Regions from separate parts of the Homo sapiens genome. Here all the other regions are linked to region 2. The links are chromatin loops, found by intact Hi-C in ENCODE. Cell type or tissue: endothelial cell of umbilical vein. All regions are shown on one strand.

Evidence for each region. A loop is a pair of places that touch in the nucleus more often than their neighbours do. Peaks named below come from ENCODE experiments on the same cell type or tissue, not always from the same donor. Only the 100,000 strongest peaks of a DNase experiment are listed, where the experiment ranks them.
Region 1: a loop joins it to region 2, with 8 times the contacts of the local background. A loop is called at or near these places in 16 of 110 quality-filtered maps.
Region 3: it touches region 2 in a loop (5-fold over the local background); 22 of 110 quality-filtered maps call a loop at or near these places.

The regions. Positions count from the first base shown.
Region 1 is chr10:17,019,049-17,027,048 of GRCh38, reverse strand. It overlaps CUBN (cubilin), which reads left to right. Exons shown (of 67, transcript NM_001081.4): 28 at 7,066-7,216. Among named protein-coding and RNA genes, the nearest start is that of CUBN, 110 kb to the left of the region's middle. In endothelial cell of umbilical vein, no CTCF peak of the experiment used is centred here; DNase peaks (open chromatin) are centred at 28, 1,308, 2,888 and 3,438; H3K27ac peaks cover 4,274 bases.
Region 2 is chr10:17,211,972-17,219,971 of GRCh38, reverse strand. It overlaps VIM-AS1 (VIM antisense RNA 1), which reads left to right. Exons shown (of 3, transcript NR_108061.1): 2 at 3,698-3,805; 3 at 4,608-5,733. Among named protein-coding and RNA genes, the nearest start is that of VIM, 12 kb to the left of the region's middle. In endothelial cell of umbilical vein, no CTCF peak of the experiment used is centred here; DNase peaks (open chromatin) are centred at 3,521, 4,681 and 5,861; H3K27ac peaks cover 3,764 bases.
Region 3 is chr10:16,992,131-17,000,130 of GRCh38, reverse strand. The region is part of intron 28 of CUBN (cubilin); the gene reads left to right. Among named protein-coding and RNA genes, the nearest start is that of CUBN, 130 kb to the left of the region's middle. RefSeq lists a cis regulatory region at 3,722-3,739 and an enhancer at 3,658-3,802. In endothelial cell of umbilical vein, no CTCF peak of the experiment used is centred here; DNase peaks (open chromatin) are centred at 3,520, 3,810, 6,970 and 7,180; H3K27ac peaks cover 6,178 bases.

The DNA of each region.
Region 1 (8,000 bases), 190 kb after region 2:
TTATATGAGACAGACCTGTAACTCAGGGTGACACCAAGTAACTCAAAATGTGGTATTTCGATGGGTTTTTTGCTCTCATGCAAAGCCCAACATTATGAGTAATTGTTACTTTTAGATGATATTTCATATTTCCTGCCCCACCCTGTCAGCACATGGCAAGGCGGCTTTTTCTGTGCCTATGTCAGGGAGCATGCTATGAGTGGCCATGTGCCTTATGGAGGGGACTTAGCCTCCCAAGGGCCATCTTGGAGTCGGCTGGGATCAACCATGCTCTGCTTATCAGCCTTCCTCTACATTTGCCTCATTTATCCACCATGATTTGATTTTGCATTTGCCCCCTTGGGCTTTGCTTATCCACAATGGAAGCGCTGTATCTCCTCTGTGATTCTTATTATTTATTTATTTATTTTTTTTTTTGAGAGAATCTTGCTCTGTTTCCCAGGCTGGAGTGCAGTGGTGCGATCTCGGCTCACTGCAAGCTCCACCTCCTGGGGTTCAAGTGATTCTCCTGCCTCAGTCTTCCAAGTAGCTGGGACTACAGGCGTACGCCACCACACCCGGCTAATTTTTTATATTTTTAGTAGAGACAGGGTTTTGCCATGTTGCCCAGGCTGGTCTTGAACTCCTGGCCTCAAGTGATCACCCGCTTCGGCTTCCCTAAGGGCTGGGATTACAGGCGTGAGCCACCACAACCAGCCTCTGTGATTCTTGCTTTGCAATTTCTACTGTTGTTACAGGAACATTTCAAAGCCCTTCAAATTTAAAGTAACCTGAACTTGGATAAAGTTCCAAGTTTTTCCAGGAGATGTGAGTGCAAACCTCAGCAACAACATTTTTAACAATCACCCTAATGAGGCCTCTCCACAGATCCTGCTGTGGTGGTTGTTTGGGGTGGGGAACATCTGAGCAGATGCCCTGAGAATTCCCTAGGTCCCATCCTTCTGGATCTCCAGTGATTCAGCAGCAGGAACTACAGGGCTGGGTAGGACCCAAAGGGGAAGGGAGGCTGCAACAGGAAGAGATGCTGCTCACTTTTAGCATGAGAGCCACTTTGCTTGCCAGTGGACTCTATCCACCTCACCGTGGCAGCCTTAACAGCCTCTGGTTTCCTAACTCTCTTTGCTGCTGTCCCCTGCATGATCTGTCCTCCCGCAATCCCTTCCACACACACAGCATGCTTATCTCCACCCCACACAGGATGATTCGCCTTGGTTTCTGCATGGCTGTCCGGGATGCCTCAGTCTCCACAATGCCCAAGTTGTCATAGCAACACACTGCGAGGATTGGCCTCCACCTCCTCACTGAATTCATCACTTCCCCATCTGCCCTACCAGTGACGATTTCTGTGAACTCTTTTATGTGAGTCAGCTCCTGTTCTCTAATCCCCAACATCTTTCTTTTCTCATAGCTATTTTGGGTGGTTTCTCTGGAAAAAAATGTTGATTCCCTTTGCCTCTGACAAAGAGTTAGAGTAACAATTTGAGCACATTCCACATGCCAGGCCTCATAGCAAACCTTTTACGTGGTTTATCTCATTTGCTGTTGGCAACAATATTATGAGATAAGTACCATTATGGTGCCAGATTTATAGATAAAGACATTTTAGCTTGAAGAAGTTCAATAATTTTCACAAAATTGTGTTCTCTAAATTTTAGAGCTGGGCTATGAACACAGAGCCTGGCTCTGGCCACATTGACATTAGTCAAGTACATTCTACAATAAAATTGCTTTCCTGCTTGTGATTGAAATATAATCTTCTATTAGTGACACTCACTTCAAAATGCCACTCTATAAACTGATTGAGTATAGTTCTCAAAAATTGAACGATCATCTTTTCATTGAGTAGAATTTTTATTCTATAGAAAGAATAGGGGATTCTCTACTACACCCAAAATTTCTCCTCACAGCAGATGAATTATTTCAATTACATATTAAGCTCTAAAGAATAGAGGTTTTATGGAATTTGCAAAGATTTATAATTGGAAATGGACCAAATTATTCTCCAGAAGTTTCTCCATGTTTTAATGATATCATCCTAAAGAAACTCTTGAGTTGCTTTTTCTACATGAACTATATTTAATTAATTCTTAAAATTGATCTCCTATAAAAAAGAATTTTCTTCCAGAAGACCTTCCAGGAAATAAAAGAAACAACATTTACAAACAGTATGAATTAGATGTCAATCTAAAACAGAAAGGGCTGAGTTTTAATTGTCACTCACTGTGATTCTAAAATGAGTTTGGGGCTGGGCATGGTGGCTCGCACTTGTAATCTCAGCTCTTTGGGAAGCCGAGGTGGGCAGATTGCTTGAGCCCAGGAGTTCGAGACCAGCCTGGGCAACATGGCGAAACTCTGTCTCTACAAAAAATACAAAAAAAGTAGCTGGGCATGGTACTGCATGCCTGTAGTTTCAGCCATCAGGAGGCTTAGGCAGGAGGATTGCTTGAGCCTGGGAGGGTGAGGCTACAGTTAACCTTATTGCACCACTGCACTCCAGCCTGTGCAACAGAGCAAGATCCTGTCTCAAACAAACAAAAAAATAGTTAAGAAAAAAAGTTAATCTCTACATCCCAAGCTCATATATATAAGATAATTACTTGTAATTTTAATTTATTACAGTTTTAAATTTTTAGCCATGAAACAATTTAGCAAGCAAGGCACTTGAAAGACATATTTTTGTTCTTGGAGATCCTGCAGTTCATAAAGTTGATTTCTACTGAGGGGACAGGTGGGGTGTCTGGGTCTCTGCTCACTTAGAACTTGACTTTCAGTGACTCCTAAGTACCCTCAATCTTACAAAAAAATTGGATCTCTATCAGTGATTGACCACACGTGGTGTCTTTAGTGTTATATCCTCCCCTTTGTTATGGGTCCTTCCTATTTAGAAGTCCACGGATCACTTCCTATTGCAACTGGAGTCTGAATTCACTAATGGTATTGTAAAGTATGTGCCAAATTATCAAACCCGCACAAAGGAAGTAGAAACTGGTAAGTATGGCTAAGGCAAGAGATTTCCTTCCTCTCTGAGTGTGTCAAGAGGAGTTGAGATATTTGGGGGTAGGGTGGGGGTGGGGGGACCTAAGCCACGAAAATCCTAAATGAATAATCTCTTTAAGAGAATAACAAAAGATTTCACAGAGGAAGGTTTTGTAATATACACATCTCCGCATCTGAAGATATATTTAATGGCCAATTTGAAAATGTAAGCATTATTTTAGTAATTTAGAAAAATACCCCTAAACACAGTTATAGAAATTAGATCTGCATATTCAAGGTGAGAATCGCAATCTTTCTTAGTTTTTACTAGTTTCCTTTCTGTAACTCAATTAGAACTTCAAGTATTGTTCACTCTGAGTAGATCTTCAGGCTCTCTAAAAGCAGGGCCACTCCAGCTTGCTTGTCAGTAGTTGCAATGAGTCACAGCTGGAACGTCCTGTGGTTAACATTCTGCTCTGAAAACAGAATCAGAATCAGTGAGACGGCTTTCCATGGTAACCTGTATTTGTATACTTTGAAAAATGACTGTTCCTTTTTGTGTGGTTTTGGGTGGTCAATTTGCGCGGGAATGAATTGTAGAGGTGACGTTACCCATCTGTGTGAATATAAACAAAAAACCTGATTTTATTAACGGCAAACTTTAAAAAACGAGGTATGAGTTTTTTTTTTTTTCCTTTTCGAGACATTGTTCTACACATTTATTACTAGATTGGACATTATATTTAAGCATTTTCATAAATGTCTATTTGATGCTTATTTTAATGCATAATTTTCTCCCCCCAAAGGCAAAAAGAAACTAATTGTCATTCATCAGTGTTGCCCCCCAAACCTACTGCCTAGCCCCTCCACCCCCACCCAGTACTTTTACAATGTGTTATTAAAGACCACTGAACAGCTGAGATCCAGGGGTCTCCTTCAATGCGTAATCCCATCCAGAAGGAAGGAAAAAAAAGAAATCTCTTTAAGTCACGTGAAAATGCCACATTTCTTAATCTTGCAGAGCTGACAGGCAAAAATGCTATGCTGTTCATGACCTTGTGCAGGATTGAAATATAATTCCGCAACATGCTGCGACCTAGTATTCCGTAAGACACATCGAGCTTAGGGTGATTATAGTTATGGAGAAATCTTACCTATGTTTTGTTGGATAAGGGTTATGATGACTTAGCCTGGGCTCAGAGGCCTGACAGAAATGAAATAATTTATGCTTTGGTCACTAAATTACAATCCAAAGGTTAAGATTTGGGGAGTGAAAGATGGTAGAGCATTTGCTTGCTAATTACTCCACTACTTGGGAGCAGTATGTTTGTTTCTGTGCTAATTAGTTTAGAACTGTACTTCATGCCCTAGAATTAAGAAAAACTCTAAAGCTGAGATGAATCTCCTGCAGGGAAGCAGGGATTTAGAAGCACAGGCTGCAAGGTTGGCCTCTCGCCCTCCGGTTTCTCCGCCTGCAGGAGAGGGTGGGACTGAACGCTAAGGTGAAAAGCTTCTGTTCCGTTTCGTTTCCCTCTTCATTTTCTGTTGCTTTATTCTTCTCTTATTCTCCCCTATTCATTATAGGGGAGGCTTCTGATAAATGTGTAGAATATTAGAAACTTGATAATAAATATACACATTCAAAGCAGCAGTACGAAAAACAGAAAAAAAGGAAGCTACAGCAGTAAGCCTGAAAAATAAAACTCATCTTTATTCATTTGCTTAAAATGCTTAGGTTTAGTGCTTTGGGGTGAATGACATAATAGGCTTCTGAGCTTGTCTTTTTAAAAATATCTGCTGACCTTCCCTGAAATCTCACAAGCACTTATGATGAGCAGCCGATTTGAGAACTCAGCGAGACAGGCCAAGGTTTAAAAATCTGCGATTTATCATAACCTTAAACAAGGCCCTCACCTGGTTCTCCCTTCTACGGAGTGGCACAAAGGGTCCAAATCCTTTATGGTCTAAGAGGAGCCTGTTGAAATTGAGGATTGTATGGCACTACTACCTATCTAACTGTACAGAGTGCAAATAATCGTGCAGATTGGGTCCTAAGTAAAATAAATACAGCTGGCGGGGGAAATCACTGCGTTCATTCATTGGAGATGCATGGGGAACCTGCCTTTATCAAAGCCCTGCTCTGGGCAGTGAGGGGAAGGCCAGAGGTGGTCTGTGCTTTAAGGCGACTCACAATCAGTAGGGGAGGTAAGACACACAAGCCCATAACAAGAATGCCTGGGGATGTGATCATTTCCACAAAAGAAGCACAGATGAAAAGCAAGGGCTTTCAAAGGCAGACTAATTTATGCCTGACTGCAGGGATTAGGGGCGGCTCCATGGAGGTGCTTTGTAACATTTGGTGGTAAAGTTCTCCACACTCAAATCAATATGTTTCAAACAATATTTCATGTCATAACATTTTTTTTCAATGAAAATAATTTGATCAGTCTGGAATTCATTGAATCCAGATTATACATTTATGCACGGACACGTGCAAACACACAGACACTCACACATACTCTTAAGTAGATGTACTCTCCAAGGGCATCCTCGAGGAAATCCATGAGTCCATTACCAGGTATTTTATGTTTCGTTGTCATGGGCAGCTTATCCCAAGGGTAACTGGAACAAAGTGTTTAAAGGGAACATGAAGGCGATTAGGTGAAAATGTAATGGCCTTAGTCCTGAGGAAGCCAGTCTTGTTGGATTGCCATTATCTTTCTCAAGTGAAGAGATATAGTAGAGAGATTTTTGTGTTTTTTAATTTTTATTTTTCAGTTTGGAGATATACAGCTGATAAAATCATTAAATGAGGTAGGTTAAGGGGACACAACCTTGCACCCTCCATTTCTCCTTGAAGATGTATAAATACCTCAATGGAAAAATGGACGAAGACATCAGTAAACAATTTACAAGAGAAGAAATCTAAATGCCCCTAAACATGAAAAAAAAAATCCTTCAATGTCAAAGTAATTAAAATAACACAAGTTAAGACAATTACAAAAAGGCAGTTTTTCACTGTCAGTACTAGTTTAAAACATGATCGTCATCATAATTGACAAAGCTCCACTGAAAGAAACACCTCTGTTAACTGCTTGTGGGAGGATAGGTTGGTATAAACTTTCTGGTAAGAAATTTAATAATATTTTATAAAGAGCCATATGATTATACTGTTTGTTATTCCCTTTCTAGGAATCTTTTAAAAGAAACATTTGAAGTATCAAACAGCTATTTATATCAGCAAAAGATTGGAAATATCTTAAATGAAACAACAATAGAATTATAATATAAATACATTATATTTGTGGCATTTTACACCAAGGTTTACACAATTAAGTGATATGTTCAATGAAAAACAAGAAACACAATTAAATACATAGCTCAAATGTATAAACACATATATACACCTGCACAAATAGGTATATTACACATATATACAAATGAAAAAAGTATCAAGAGAAATTTTTGGATTTAATGAAATATTAACAGTGTTTGTCTTTAGTCGAATCAATATTTGTATTTTCCTTTTTCATATATTTCTAAAATGTCTGATTATTTTACAGGTAGCATTTATTTTAAAAATTACCTCTTGAAGGGATGGCTACCCCATTTTCTATGATGTGATTATTATACATTGCATGCCTGTGTCAAAGTATCTCATGTACCCTATAAATATATACACCTACTATGTACCCATAAACATTTAAAAATATTTTTAAATTATATCTTACAATTATAATAGCTGCTATTCATTGAGCCCCCCTATGTGTTGTTAATATGTGAATGCCTACTATTTCCGTATTCTGAGCCTGAATTATACTTTGGACTTGCTAGGTTGACATAAAACCAAAAGTTACTAGTTGGGTTTCCAAATTTATTGGGCTTAGGAATCAGATCCATCTCTAATACCCTCTCTATGCAATTATCAATTTTTAATTCTTATGTTGAGTTCTGTGTACTCAACCCACCTCAGCAGATTTACCTCTAACTTTTGAACCAAGGAACAGCTTTTGCTACTTGTGTAGACTTGGATTTTTCCATCCCACAAACCATGTGTTTTTATATGGGAAAGTTTCTCTTCAATTTCAGCTCTATGATGGACCACGGCAGATGGGACGCTACTGTGGAGTAGACCTGCCCCCTCCAGGGAGTACTACAAGCTCCAAGCTTCAAGTGCTGCTCCTTACAGATGGGGTTGGCCGCCGTGAGAAAGGATTTCAGATGCAGTGGTTTGTTTACGGTAAGCCAGGTGCTGATCTCAGTTGTATTTGCAGTTGCTATTTGGCCAAGAATTTTTTCTTTTTCAGTTCCAAACTTAGAAACAATACCATGAACAAATAATGGAACCCAGGTAGTAATCTCATGCAAGGGTTTAAGAAATATACTTAGATATTGGTGGAACTTGGAGAGTTAAGTCTGTTAGGATTAAGAGAGGAAGTGACATCAAAGTGGAAAGAATTTGGTTAATTGTAGGTGTAGTAATAAATTGCCTTAGATAAAGAAAGAAGCAGAATGAAGTTTCTAGGGATGAAGAGTTGAACCTGGGTATAGCAAGCTAACTGCAAGTTGGGGTGGGAGTATCTCAGGTGCAATGGAATAGAATGAGACTTAAGGCTCACCTTGACGTTAAGCAGAGAAAGGGTAGGGATAGACTAGAAAGAATGAAAGTCAGACAGGGATGGGGAAAAGGAAGGGGTAGGGTTGGCCTGAGAGGAGGAGAATTTGAGCTGCGATGCACAAAGCCAGGGGCATGTGTTGTACTTGTCAAACAGGAAGGGGCACATCTGGATCCCACCTACGAATTGGTGGTTCAGGAAGCAGGTAGGGATCATCATTCCTCTGAAGATGAAAGGTCTTCTTTAACAAGAGATCTGAAATGTCTTCAAATCTCAGGTGGGCCAATCTGCAAGTGGAGAGCCCCAGAGCAGTGGTTCCCAAAATGTGGTCCCTAGAGAGCAGCGTCAGCATTACCTGGAACCTGTTAGAAATTCAAATTCTTGGGCCCCATCCCAGGCCTACAGAAT
Region 2 (8,000 bases):
TACAGGCGTGAGCCACCGTGCCTGGCTGATGTTCTTTTTCATGGTTGCATTGTATTCCATGGTGTATATGTACCACATTTTCCTTAGCCAGTCTCCTATTGATGTGCATATCAGTTTATTAATTTTCTTTTAAAGAACAGATAAATTTATAATGTAAATTTTTATTTGCCTTTATGGTAACCTGCGACATTGGAAGGGGATTATTGACCATCTATATAGTCATAATCTCTTTCCTCTAAATCTGCAAAATATAATGGAACTCCATCTTATGTATTTCAAAACTGATTAATGAATTGACTGATATTTTCAAAAATGGACAATTGGGAGATACTTTAACTCTGGCATATCACATTCACTCAGCCAGTGAAATGATTTTCTTCAGTATATTAAATATTATATTTAATTGTGAATATGTTTGATAAACTCAGAGTTTAAAATAAACCTCTCAAGCTTTGGTTTTTGTGTATAGTGACAAAGATCAGTGTGATTTGCAGAGGTTGGAAATGAAAATCAAAGACAAATTCTAGAAAAAAAATAACACAAAGTAACCCTAAATGAAGCCATGTAGCAAATGGAAGGAAATATAAAATGACATAATGACAATATGCAAGGATGAAAAGATAAGAAAATTCATTAACATTACAATGAGATATAAGTAAAGAAAGACCATTCAGAGTTAACTAGCAGAATAAAGGATTTGGCAGCCCTCTTTGTAATTCTACCATGACGATTTCCAAACCACTGAATAAGGTTTTGTATTTCTAATTAGCTAAGTACTAGAAATATGTTCTCTAATGTGACTCATATGGATATGTGGCATATGGACAAAAAAATTCTGTGGTACTCAAGCTTAATATAGATTAAGTACATGTTGTTTGAGACATAAATTATGAGAAGTTTTTCCGATACAATATTGTAATTTACTTGAATGGCATCTCTAGAACTTCAGACAGGTGTGATAGAATACGCTGCAGAGATATTTATGTGTTTGATCAGGGTTTTTCTTTTTCTTTTTTTAAGACAGAGTCTCACTCTGTTGCCCAGGCTGGAGTGCAGTGGCACTATCTCAGCTCCAACCTCTGCCTCCCAAGTTCAGGCGATTCTCCTGCCTCAGCCTCCCAAATAGCTGGGATTACAAGTGCCCACCACTACGCCCGGCTAATGTTGTATTTTTAGTAGAGATGAGGTTTCACCATGTTGGCCAGGCTGGTCTCGAACTCCTAACCTCCAGTGATCCACCCACCTCAGCCTCCCAAAGTTTTGTAATTACGGGCGTGAGCCACCACACCAGGCCAGGGTTTTTCCTTTGCTAACTCTAGGCTAGCTTTCACAGTCCTTGACCAATACTAGGTCCTTGAGCGAACCCCAAACAATCATCACCAGGCACACTTTGATATGATTGCTAAAACTGGAGTCTGACCTGGATAGAAAGGCTAATGATAACCGTAATGATTGCTTTCATATATTGAGTGCCTATGACATATGAAAGCAATCATTATGTACTGCCCATGGGTTAACTTATTTAATCCTCACGACAGCCCGGTTTGACATATGAAGAAACTGAGGCACAGAGAAGGTAAGTAGCTTACTCAAGTTTATCTAGCCAAGAAGTGGCAGACCTGAACACAGGACTTCTGGCTCCAGTCCCCGAACTCTAAACCTCACCGTGCTGTAGTACTTTATATGCCATAGTAATTTTGTGCTACCATTGGAGATGTCCCCAAATCTCTTTGGCATTGTTATCATGATGTTTGTCTCTTTGGTCTACTTTTTTCCTATTCTGATGCAGCAACAGGACCCATTTTGATTCAGAGAATATGGTGCCCTTAATGAATCATCAAGAAGTCCATAGACAGTTTTAGGGGTTTTCTGTGGAGATCTCATTTCTTAATTCTGACTCAACCCACCAGAATGAATGGATAATTATGGCATTTGAATCTTGCATATGATTAAGTGAATAAAAATGCTTTGCCCCATTTGCTAGTAGAAAAGAAATAAAACCACATTTTTGGAATGCAATACTTATATCAGTTAAAAACAACTTCTCCCTATACTTACCATCTATTAGTTTGATTTTTAGGGAGATTTATTAACATTTTAGTCCTTCATGGTAGTACTATTGTGCAATCCAAGAATTATGGGGGAGTTTTTGGAAATGAGAGGAGGCTCAGGGAATTATAGGCAACCAAGATTCTCAAGGCCAAACCCAACAGCGATACTGATAATACATGTGTGCTTACTATCCAGTTTTTAAATTTTCTCATGCAATACTAATCTCATTGCTTTTGTATGTCAGATTTTAAAATAGAGCATGCTTAATATACTTCAGATGTCTGCAAGGGGAACAGCAGCAAATACCACAGTCCCATGGTAAATATAAGGGAAAAACAAAGGCATATATGTGTTAACAAGTCTGATGAATGGCTCATGCCTGTAATCGCAGCACTTTGGGAGGCCGAGGTGAGAGGATCATGAGGTCAGGTGTTCGAGACCAGCCTGGCCAACATGGTGAAACCCCGTCTCTACTAAAAATACAAAAATTAGCAGGGCGTGGTGGCAGGCACCTGTAATCCCAGTTACTCGGGAGGCTGAGGCAGGAGAGTCACTTGAAACCAGAAGGTGGAGGTTGCAGTGAGCTGAGGTCACACCACTGCACTCCAGCCTGGGCAACAAGAGCAAAACTCCATCTCAACAGCAACAACAACATCAATAACAGCAAAGCCTGATGAAATCCTAACTCAGCAGTGGCGCAATTACTTCATAGATTGGATTATTTTGAAAAGAAGCAGCAAACCCCATTTGGTGGATGTATTTTGAGTCTTTTTTTTTTTTCTGAGACAGGAGCTTGCAATACCACCCAGGCTAGAATACAGTGACTCCATCACAGCTCACTGTAGCCTCGACCTCCTGGGCTCAGGCAATCCTCTTACCTCAGCCTCTTGAGCAGCTGGGACTACAGGCACATGCCACCATGCCCAGATAATTTTCTTAAAATATATTTTGTAGAGACAGGGTTTTGCCGTGTTGTCAGGCTAGTCGCAAGCTCCCGAGCTCAAGTGACCCCTCCTTGGCCTACCCAAAGTGCTGGGATTACAGGCATCAGCCACTGCGCCTGCGCGGCCTGCGTTTTGAATCTTTAGGTGAGCAGGCTCCCTGCTAGGTGCTAAGGACGCAGAAATGAATACCACCCCTCCCTTCCTCTCAGAGGGCTCCCAATCTGCTCCTCTTTTCTCTGTTAAATATTTTGCCTTTGAGTCTTGCATAATGATGTGGCCACATTGAGACCTAGTTGAACAGTTTCACAATAACTCCCTTAAGTCAGAGGGCCTTGGTGAAATAACATTGACTTTTACTCTGAAATCCATGGAAATACAAAATTTACTGTTTTGTTCTCCTTGATAAAATATAGCATAATAACTAGTTGCTGGGTTACTACCTAAAACACAGGCCCCAAACTACAGCCAGGAAGGGCAGTTAGCAATTAAGTAAAGGAAATGACTATGACTAGTGGGTCTGAAACCCAACACACTGCCCATATCCTTCTTAGCATAGGGAGGCATTGATGTTACTTAGGCAACTTTTATCACTAAGGAAGTAGTTTTGGTGACTCATGCTCATAACAGAATGACTTATTTCAAGACCTGAGTGTTCAGTAACCTTACCATTATGCTTCTGTTTTCTTTTTTTTTGGACTCAGACAGCAAAGCTCCCTTTGGATGACATAGATTTATTACTTAGTAGTATATTATGTATTGGCTGTCCCACATTTTGAAATTTAATGGACTCGTGGTGATCAGAATAAAAGGTCAGTATTTCCTACAATATGTTGATACGTTAAAGGCAGAACTAACACCTCATTTTCTAAGCAGAACTATTATCTTATTAAATGTCTAAGTTGACATTTCTTGCCAATTTTTTTTTACTTAATGTAACAGTGCTGTTTCAAATACTAGTCATTATTTAATAACTAAAATGGAATGCTGAAGAATTTTATGCTATGACATAAAATGCCGTATTTTTTCCCCAAATATATGAAAAATGGAATTAAAATCTCCACTGAGTGTTGCTATTACAAAAGGAAGAAATCCTAAGGAAATTCATTGGCTAGGTTCTCGGTTCAGATTTACAGCCTACCTGCTTGATGGCCCAACAGCATTTATTTCTTGACAATTGACATTTTTTTCTGTGTTAAAAATAGCTGAGAAGTTGTAGAAAAATTAGTTAATTAAAAGAGTTATAGGTTGCTAATGTGTTTGGAGAGCTTTATGGAAGAACTTACTGTTGACAGAAAAAGCAAGCCACAAGCCAAGGACCTGAGCTGGCTTCTGGGGTAGTGCAGGAGCAACTTGGCTTGGGTTCCAGGGTTTGTCGGGAGCCTTGGAGATGCCAGCTTCCAGTGTGGTCAGCCAAGGATTTACCTGAATCACTAGTATACCTTTTGTCCTAATTCCAGAAATCATGCCATAAGTCTCAAAATTTGGACAGTGTTACTTGAGCTGTTTTTATTTTGCTTTCAATTGAGTCCTTTTCTGGTTTTAATTTTGTAGCTGGAACAGCTTGAAAAAGGCAATGAGTCATGACAAATATTTCTTTTCTTCTCAATATAGAAGCCTTCGATGTGAGGCCCAGGCATTGAGTACCATGTGTGCGATTCACAAGCCTTGGCATCTGAACAATTTTTTGGAAGGATCCATCAGGACAACACGTCGGGGGTGTACTAGTGAAGTGATTTTCCAAATGTGCTACTCAGACCTGTAGCATCAGCATCACCGGATAATTTGTTAGAAATTCCAACTGTTAGGCCCCACTTTAGACCAACTGAATGTGAAACTCTGGGAGTACGTGGGGCCCAGCAATTTGTGTTTTTACAAGACTTACCAGGTGATTCTGAGAACCACTGTGCTAGTGAATTGTTCCTGTCTGTGGCCACGTAGAATAAGAAAACCATAGGGTTGGAAAATGGGGAAACTGGTGAGTGTTCGCTTATGAGGAAATGAAGAATAGATAGAAAAGAATTAGTTAACTTTTGGAATTCAAAAGAGAAGCAGTTTGTAAAAGCCAGGAATTTGATTTGAAGGACTAATTGCTTGCAGAATCTTTGCTTTCTCAGAGAGGGGCAATCCAGATCACTAGGTTACCGTGAAATATGTTGGTATGGCTCTAAAATTCTAGAATAATCTCTCTAGTGAGAAAAGGCATACCTTTCCATATTAGGACAAAACTTCAAATCAGGTTTGTAAAATCCTATAAGATTATTGTATCCCATTGCCATGGCCAACTTGTTTGTCTCTGGAGATCCCAGTTTCTACATCTGAAAACCATATGCATTCCTGCTCACCAGGAATTATCTCGCTGAATGAAGCAAGAGATTCAGGATGTGTAAGAGAATTTATGAAGCATTTGGATTACCAAGAAATGTGAAGTATAAAGATCAAGAATGATTATTACAAACACTGATGGTAAAGAGGTGTTTCGAAGTCGATGCAAAAAATGAGTTGCTTATTTCAGTCTCTCTTTGATATATCTGCCTTTTTAGTGCTGACTCTATCATGTATTCACTATTTGATTTTCAGTGAATCACATTTTTTAAAGCTTTTAATCTGTTTCCTCAAAAAATATATTTTTTAAAAATATTTACTCAGGATTGTTGTGAGAATAAAATTGATTCGATTGATATTTCAAAAAAGAAATATATTTTTAAAAAATAAAGCAATACCATTTTTGGATATGCTAGTGCTCTGACTGTTATTTTATGTCTGGGTTGAGGAATCCTAAAGGACTGTTGACATAATGACATCATCCAGGGGTTTGGAATAAGAGTATACATCAGCAAGTTTTCTGATTACAAAAAGTAGCTATGTTTACTTTTCTGTTAATTCTCCTTCAGTGGAATGTTTCAATTTTCTCATGAGATGGGGGAGATCCATTTTTTTGAGAGCTCTGTTTTATTAAAGAAAGCAAGTCTGGTGGCTCATGCCTATAATTTTAGCACTTCAAGATGCTGAAGTGGGAGGATCACCTGAGCTCAGGAATTCAAGACCAGCCTGGGCAACATAGCAAAAACCTATCTCTATGAAAAATTTTTAAAAATTAGCTGGGCATGGTGTTGCATGCCTGTAGTACCAGTCACTCAGGAGGCTGAGGTGGGAGGATCACTTAAGCCCTGGAGGACTAGGCTGCAGTGAGCAGTAAGCTATGATCATGCCACTGCACTCCGGTCTGGAAGACAGAGTTTGTTTAAAAAAAAAGGCAAATTTGATACTTTGTGTCCTTTGAACTGAGAAAATACATTTCATTCATTCTTTCAGGGAAAAAAAGTGGGACTCTGGAGTCAGAGTCCCCAAGGTAAATTTCTCAGCTCCTATGCTTAGTAATTATGCTACCTTGGAAGAGCCTCATTTTCTTGATATAAAAAATGGAGGTGATAATAACAGTTGTATGTGCATGAAATGAGAAATGTATATAAAATACATAATCGATTGTCTGGCCTAGAGTAAATCCTCAATAAGTGTTGATGGTTGGTGATGATATTATTAAACTATGGCATAAAGAGGAGAAAAAAGAACCTGTGTCCAAAAACCAAGGGCAGGAAGGAATAAGAAGACAAGAGAGCAGTTGATAAACGATCATTTTACAAATGAAAATTTGTGCAGCTCCTGTGACTTTTCCAGTCATTTATTAAAACCAAACCATTCTTTGATCACTTCTAAGGAGAAAAGTGATCATAGTAATTTACAACGCTTACATGTATGTAACTTTCAAAATTTCAATCTTGCCCAAGAGTTAATATCCTCCCTCCCATGGCTTGACTGTGCCTTAGGAAAGGGAAGTCCTGGGTTTCTCACTCTCCCTACTTAGGTGCCTCCCTTCCTCTTCCCTCATTTTGCTAACTAAGGTTTCTTGCCACTGCAGGATTAGAGCTCACAGAGGGAAAGAGGTGCAGGAGATAAGAAAACTCTTACTTGACAAGGGCTATTGGTGATCTGGTGTTTACACCTCAAGGTTTGGCATATGCTCAAAGCTGGCCCTTTTTCTAGCAGGTGCTTCTTTGGGGTTTTCTTCTCTCTCTCTCTCTTTCTCTCTCTCTCTCTCTCTCTCTCTGTCTCTCCCTCTCTTTCTCTTTCTCAAAGCTTCCCTGGCATGCAGACATGCCCTTGTGTCCTGCTTCTCTGTGACTGCTGCCACAGCCCCTAGGAGTCATTCAGTGGTATACCCCTTGTTCCTTTTTGCATGACACCTTTTTTTCTTGTGAGTGACCCCTTGAACAGGGCTTAAGACAGCTTTCTGTCTTGTATGGCTCAGATCTATCCAAGGGAATTACTTTGCCTCCCCAAACTCAAAGGTTAGATGGTTACATTTTAAACTCTCTCGGTGGTTCTCTGAATCTCCTTGTCTCAGGCTTGAGGTGAGAAGCAGACAGCCTCTATAGCATGCTGATAACTTTCTCCAAAGACCTTCTCTTTGTCTTCAAGAATCTTCAACTCTTTTATACCTTCAACATAAGTATATGGTTGTAAGAATTATGTAACTATTTCTGCCCCCCTTCCTTTGGAAAACTTGCATTATACTGCTATATTTCACTTTGGAATATGTTTCTAGTGTTTGGGTACCTTAGGCAAAATATACTCATTTTTTTTTTCCTTTTTCTTTTTGAGAGACAGGTCTCACTAGTCACCCAGGCTGGAGTGCAGTGGTACAATGATAGCTCACTGCAGCCTCAAACTCCTTGGCTCAAGTGATCCTCCTGCCTCAGCCTCCTGAGTACCTGGGACTACAGGCACACACCCCCACACCTGGCTAATGAAATTTTTTTGTTTTGTTTTGTTTTGTTTTGTTTTGTTTAAAGGCTGGTCTTTAACTTCTGGCCTCAAGGGATCCTGCTGTTCTGGTTTCCCAAAACACTGGGATTGTAGACCTGAGCTACTGCACTGCAATGGCCAAAATGTGGTCTATAGCGCCATATTAAAGGTAAAAGGGGGAATAAATCACTTTGTGGATGC
Region 3 (8,000 bases), 220 kb after region 2:
TGTGAGGATTTGGGTAATTTAGTTGTTTTTCTTCCCCTAAGCTAAGGACCCAGGCTGGCTGGATGCAGGATTTGCCCTGCGAGGGGCCTGCAGCATGGGATGTTGTAATCAGAGAAAACAACCTTGAGGCTCAGATTTGGACAGAGTTTAAAGGGTCACAGAACACCACTGCCATGGACGTGGTGCTGCCCACCTGTGTCCATTTCTCCGGGTGGAGTCCTCTCCCTGCAGAGGGAAGGTTAGAGGTTGGAGGAGGTGAGGGAAGGAATCAGGGAGAGGCCTGCAATGTAGGTCCCTGGAGGCTCTTTGAGCTTTTCCCTGCAAGAGCCCTGTGTACCAAAATAATGAAATTGAAGGAATGCAGGTTTGAATAATATTTCTAAATAGAAGTATGACTGTTGAACTTGGAAACTGCCTACAGAGAACATGTTTTCTCTGTCTTTGTTTGTTTGAGGGATTTCATAAAGAAGCTTTCAGTAGCCTTAGGCATGACTGCTTATTTCAGGGAAGGTTAGTACAGTTATCTTAGTCTCATTTCTTTCCTTGTACCTTTTTATACTAAACTTTGTTTAGAAGTCTTCAATCATTTCAAAAACATCCAAGGAGAGGGAAAAGAGATTGATCAAATGATTGATTTCTCCTGAAGAATTGTAAGCAAGGGATTTCTACTGGGAAACCATTTTTTAATTTGATTGAAATTAGTAGCTTAAAAGGAAACTGATAAAGTTAATCAAAGTGAAAAGATGACAAGATTGGCTAACTTCTCTAGGTTAAGACGAAAGATAGTATCCTTTTGTATACAGGAAATTAAAATTTATATTACACAGAAACTCCAAAATTATGGCTTCTTTGGATTTCTTTCTCTTTGATGATGTACTAAAGGGAAACACATCAGTATTTAGATCTAGGCCATCTTAGATAGTCAGATGGCTATGACAGTCTTAACTTTGAGTATTTATATGACATCTTGAATAGGAATGTAAAGGTCATTATATAGCGGTCCACAGCATTGATTTCTAAGCTTCTTGTATCTGTTTTCCAAGTCACTGACTTCATGCAATAACTTATTCTTTCACTGTTTTTTATTGTATCTCTACCATTGAAACCCGATGCTCTACTTTATATCCACTGCTGTATAGAAATTAGTCGAATAAAATGGATTATCACAAAATATGGGGCAAGGATGAAGTCTCCATGGAACATGAAACTTTCTAAACGTTCATTGACTCTCCAACACTAAAAATCGTTATGACTTAACTCCCTGGTTCTTGGGTTTACCTGTTTCTTCCTGATGTGATACCTGGCCCTGTATTTGCTGCTAGTTTTCTCAACAATAGACCTTTTCTGTTTTCATGAAAATCTTACCCTTGACCAACCATCCTCTAAACCTCAAGATGACAAATAGGAAGTAATAATTACAAGATGGAATACAGAAAGTTTACAAATGTGCACTCCTTGAATACCACACAAATAGTTGTTACCATTTTGTACCTACCTGGGAGTTTGGCCACCTCAATTATCAGGGAAAGAATGAGGATACATTAGCTTCTTAGGGCTACTGTAACTAAGTACCACAAACTGGGTGGCATGGGACAACAGAAATTTGTTCTCTTTATTCTGGAGGCTGGAATTCCAAAGTCAAGGTGTTGGCAGGGTCATCCCTCTGACGGCTCTAGGGAAGACCCTTCCTTGCTGCTTCTAGCTTCTGTTGATTGATGGCTGTCTTTGGCTTTCTAAGCCTTGTAGATGCATAACTCCAATTTCTGCCTCTATCCACACATGACCTTCTTCCTTCTTGGTGTCTGGGACCAAATTTCCCTCTTCGTATAAGGATACCAAGAATATTGGATTTCAGTTCCACCCCAATCCAGTATGATCTCATTTTAACTTGACTGCATCTGCCAAGGCCCTTTCCTCCAAAAAGGTCACAGTCACAGGTTCCTGGTAGGCATAAGTCTCGGGGGACAGTGTTCAACCCAATACAGGGACAACTCTCTCCTCTCCTGGAGTCACGATGTTTTGTCCTCTTCTTCCTTTTCACTCTCTTCTTTCTTCCTTCTTTTTTCTCAAGGAAATTTTATGTTCCTTGGCCTTTATATTACTTGATTTTCTTCTTTGATTTCATCTCGTGATCACTCCAGTTTGTGTCCCCTTCCTCACAGAATACATGCTATCTGACTAAATCCCTCAGAAAAATCCATCTGCACATGCTTCATGTCCTTATGAATTTGAGGAGCTCCACCCTTGGCCTTGTGTTCAGAGAGGACTAGTGACCCTAGTAGGACAGATGCCTATCACTTGGCCACATACCTGTGAAATGTTGGGGAATTAACTGGTAACATCAAACCAGGAATTACTGACTTTTTGTGGTTCTCATTACATGCCAGTCACCTTTGGACAACTTTGGCCATTTTAAGGAGCACATATTCCTGTCCACTTCCCCACCCTCCCTGACCTGAAAGTTTCTGTTCAAAATCCTTGTAATTACGTTTTTTTATGTTTCATAGATGTATCGGAAGTGAGGCCTGTATACTCACTCCAGGAAATAGTTCACTTTGCCTTGGGTTGGGCCTTCCCCAGATTCTGAGCTCTTAGTTACCAATTCACATCACACCTGCCTTACCAAAAGGGTCCTTGCTGGCAGTTTCTCTTCTGTGTCCTCCCTTCCTCCACAAGCTGCCTTTTTTTTTTTTTTTTTAGATGGAGTCTCACTCTGTTGCCAGGCTGGAGTGCAGTGGTGTGATCTCAGCTCACTGCAACCTCCACTTCTTGGGTTCAAGTGATTCTCCTGCCTCAGCCTCCTGAGTAGCTGGGACTACAGGTGCCTGCCACCACGCCCAGCTAATTTTTTATATTTTTAATAGAGACAGGGTTTCACCATGTTTGCCAGGATGGTCTCGATCTCCAGACCTTGTGATCGGCCTGCCTTTGCCTCCCTAAGTGCTGGGATTACAGGCATGAGCCACTGCGCCCAGCCCACAAGCCGCCTTTTTACACAATGAAGGCAAACTGGCCTTGCCAATGAAGCACATCTCAAGGTCTTATAGAGCAGAAAGAGTTTTTATTGTTAAGTTATAGAAAAAAAGCTATTAAAATATAAATTGAGCATTTTAATGAAGCACGTGAACATCCTCACTAATTACTTTTAAAATTTAATTCTCTTTCACTGTGCCTTGGCTTTTGGCTTCGTTTTAACAGCAACTGTTGATTTCCCAGGCATTTCCTTTAGGAATGAAGGGATAAGGGTGGGAGGGTGTCGGTGATGAATCACTTCTCTCTTCCTTTTCTGCCATCCTCTTTGGGCTTTAGCCATGTGTATTTCAAGATGTTATTCCTCCTGATGCCATCAGTTTATGGCATATAGTTTCAGGAAAATGCCAGCCAGCAAAGCGCTGACTGCATTTGAGCAGTCGCCGGGCAATACAGCAGTTACTTTTTAAATTTTGTGCCTTGGATTCCATTTAGCTGTTTCATTACTGGTTTGCTTTTATTAAAGCTCTTATTAAAAACACACAGATACGAACTTAAAGATAGTACCTACATAGGAGATTATTATTAAATGTTTCAGTACTGGAATTTTATAACTCATGGCTTGTTTTGGACAAAAACCAAAACAATATTAGTGAAGTTCTTTTATGAAGGTATTTTAAGTTATCTACACAAGTAAGCAGGTTTAGCAACAGCTTGTAACTCTTGGTTGTTATGAGTTCAGCAGATCAATGTGCTTCCTGCAGATAAAGCAAGCACTTCCTTTCGGCAGATGAGTGAGAGTTTGGAGGAAAATCAAGGCAAACAGATGATCAGTCACCAGCTCTAAAACTTTTATAAAGATTAACTCTTTAAAACTGAAAAACATAGGCTTCTCTTCAGGGCATTATTTTATTCCAGTTCAGCTGATGTCTAATGATGTATTCTGTTAGATTTTGCCTCAAAGTCAATTAAAAGATTTTTGCTTTGTTTACGTTTTCCAGGTTGCTATGGTGATTGTCTTCAGTGGAGGGACAGGACAGTAATGAGGGCAGCATTCAACATTGTTAGTTCCGTGCCTTTGAGCTGAAGTTCTCGGCAAGGCATGGGGGAGAGAGAACACAGAAGTGGAGGTCAGGATCGGGGAGGGTGGGTGTCACAATAGGGTTTTGTACCCACATCTGCCATTCACTAAGTGATATGAGCATGTTCCACAGCTTTCTTGAACCTCACTTTGCTCACCTCTACAATGGGCCTGACATCATTGTTACCTGCCTCCCGTTGTCATGATTAATTTCAAATAAAATAATGCATTTCAAATAAAAATAATTCAAATAAAATAAAAGCACTTGAGAACTGAACTACCATAAAAATATGGATTGTCTTTTAAAAAATTTTTGTGCACCTTAATGAAAAACCAATTTCTTACCTCTTCTCTAGCTATTCATGATAGCTTTTTAACCAGTAATTCCTCTTCTAGCTCCAAGTCTTTGTCTCAAATCTGGGGATAAAGTCTTGTGAGGATACAAAACACGGCCAGGTGTGGTGGCTCATACCTGTAATCCCAGCACTTTGGGAGGGAAAGGTGGATCACTTGAGCCTAGGAGTTCAAGACCAGCCTGGGCAATATAGCAAGATCCTGTTTCAAAAGAAAAGAGTAAAAAAAAAATGTAAAGATAGAATACACAGCATGTGTGAAAGGATTATGATATGCACAACATTTAGCTAAAAACTTTGGATTGTTTCATTCATTCTATGTAACAACCCTATGAAGTAAGTATTCATACAGCTATAGATGAAAGAAAGGTTAGATTACTTACCTAGGAACTATCACAGCCAGTTTAGGAACCCATTTGTCTGAACTACAGCCCATGCTTCCTCTGTTACACTATAATGTTTCCAAAAGTTTTGCAATCTAACATGCCAATTAAGCAGTTCTAAAATCGTGTCTACTCCATGAAAACTTTCTCTTACCAAAGTGACAAAGAGCCACTGTGTCTATTTCTCTCAAAACTCTTTATTCCTCATGTCACTGTTCCTTTCTTGGTTGGTATTTTCATCTTTTTCATTTTTGAGACGGGGTCTTGCTCTGTCGCCCAGGCTGGAGAGCAGTGCTGTGATCTCGGCTCAATGCGACTTCCACCTCCTGGGTTCAAGCAATTCTCCTGCCTCAGTCTCCTGAATAGTTGAGATTACAGGCGCATACCACCACGCCCAGCTAATTTTTGCATTTTTAGTAGAGACAGGGTTTCACCATGTTGGGACAGGCTGGTCTCGAACTCATGACCTCAGGTGATCTGCCCACCTTGGTCTCCTAAAGTGTTGGGATTACAGGTGTGAACTACCACGCCTGGCTGGTATTTTCATCTTTTAAATTATCTTCTTTTATCTTCTTTTGAAAGGCTTTTCTAAATCATTGTCATCTATTTTAGATTATGAATGACCGGTGTTAAAAACTTCTGTATTTCTTTTACATTTTATTGTTCATTCAACCAGACAGGTAACCGGATGACGACAAGGATGTTGGTGGTCTAAACATCCCTGCCTGTGTTATTTCCTGATGGGTATTGGTTTATATAACTTCTTTCCTCTCCAGACTTGTGTATTCTCCATCTCTTTTTCCCTTCCCTGTTTGTTATCCCTTTGTCATGCATCCAGAGTCGCAAATATGACTGGTAATGGCAGGATGAGTTATTTATTCTTATTTGTAACTTACCAGTGATTAACATGTAAAGGATAGAATAGTATTCAGGTTGTTTTCTTCAAATAAAAACTTATTGAAATTACTCTTAGTAAACTGAAGGAGAAGCAAAAAGGGTTTAATAACTTGCAAGAAGACATGTGGGCAATAACACTTTTTATGTCTATAAATGTCTTTCTTTTTTTCAAGAGATATTAAATATGCTTGGCTTCTATAGCACTGCTTGTATTATGGGCAGATGCTCAATAAACACTTATGAGTGAATGAAGGAATAAATAAATGGAATTGGGAAGCTATTTTACCTCTTTCAAATTTTAGAAATACGAAGACAGTTAAGTTTCTACCGTAATTACCAGAATTACAACGTGCAGGTTTGTTACATATGTATGCATATGCCATGTTGGTGTGCTGCACCCTCCTAGTACTGTATAATTTTGACCAGAAAGTACCACTAAATTAATCTATCCTATTTTGCATTTGCTGTGAACTTTTAATTCAAATGTTTCCTTTTGATATGTTAATCCTCAGAGGTAGTGAGAGCATGAAGGAGAAAAAGAAAACTTCAGAGATTTCAAGCCCTAACTGTTTCTTTCCCTCTTTCTCATGATCATACAATATTTTTCCTGACAGAGTATCACTTATAAAATTGAAATTTCTCAGCTGGGCATGGTGGCTCACACCTGTAATCCCAGCACTTTGGGAGGCCAAGGCGGGTGGATCACCTAAGGTCAGGAGTTCGAGACAAGCCTGGCCAACATGGTGATGAAACCCCATCTCTACTAAAAAAAAAAAAAGAAAAGAAAAAGAAATTTTTCTTTAAGAAGCATACATATATGTGCTATTAACAAGATATACTTAAAAGTAAAATTTTGCTCTTTTTATTAAAGAAAACCTTGTGGATTATTTGCTTTAAATACTAGGAAAAAAGACATTGTGGGTCCATATAACTATACTGTAATTTTTTTAAAGCAATACTGAATGCCCCGAATCTGTATTACCATTCCAGTTTACAGCGACAATTTAAGGGTATTAGTATCCTGTTATTTGCGAAGGAATTCACAAGGAAATGTAAAACAATTGGAAAAGACAATGGAAAAATGTTACACAGAGTTTTATGTGAATCAACTAAGATAAAAAAATTGAATCAGATTGGCTGATGAACGAATGCTAAATAAAAATGCAGAAATGAGCTATCTAAACTTTCATTTCCTTCTTATCTTTTATATCATGTGGCCATAAAGTTATTTTCCTCTAGATTTTTTCCATTGGATAATTTATTTGATACTACTGATAGAAAGAACCATCTGAGCTGAAAATGCAAGTTGAGAAAAAAATTTCAGTAACAGGCTTTGCTTACCTGTAATGTATTTTAGTAAAAGGTGGTACATCTTAACACGAGTTACATGAGGCACTGTGTTGTACCACTCCGGAAGCATCCTGTTATAGAATGTCCTGTGAGCGGTGCTCCCTGGAGTTGGGCATTGGTACAGGAGATACGGACAATCTGTGATGATTTTGGCTTCAGGAATATTTGCCATGTGTTGTTGTAGTCGGACAAATATTTTCTCATCTTTTACGGTACTTGTGTTTTTTTAAGATTCATCATAGTCTCTAAACAATGTCAGCACATCTAATTTTAAACAGCTTTTTCGTAGGCTTTAGAAATAAAAGCCGGAACTTTTTAGGACACAGGAAAGATATTGCTCTGTGCAATACATTTAAAGTCTGAAAACGCAGAGGTTTTCAAGTGAAAGGAGACTGAGAAGTCAAGAAGATAGTAGTGCTTTGAGCTAGAGTCAGATTTCTCTGCCGAATCAAGATTCTTAGAATTCTCAGTGCTTCTCAGTGCAGTGGGGAATTCTGCACGGAGATTTTTTTTTTAACTCCTTAACTTTTAAAAGCTTTTCTTCTAACTCACTGTACAGGAGGAATTTGCATAGAGTGGACAGTAGACAAGATCTCAGACTTGGTGTCTTACTTTAGAAGCCATGGTAGTTTAATGTTATGTGAAAAATGCACGTTTACTCATAATGGAGTGAGGAGGCACTGTTACTTTTATTTTATTTTTTATTATTATACTTTAAGTTCTAGGGTACATGTGCACAATGTGCAGGTTTGTCACATATGTATGCATGTGCCATGTTGGTGTGCTGCACCCATTAACTCGTCATTTACATTAGGTATTCCTCCTAATGCTATCCCTCCCCCCTTCCCCCACCCCATGACAGACCTTGGTGTGTGATGTTCCCCACCCTGTGTCCAAGTGTTCTCATTGTTGAATTCCCACCTATGAGTGAGAACATGTGGTGTTTGGTTTTCTGTCCTTGTGACA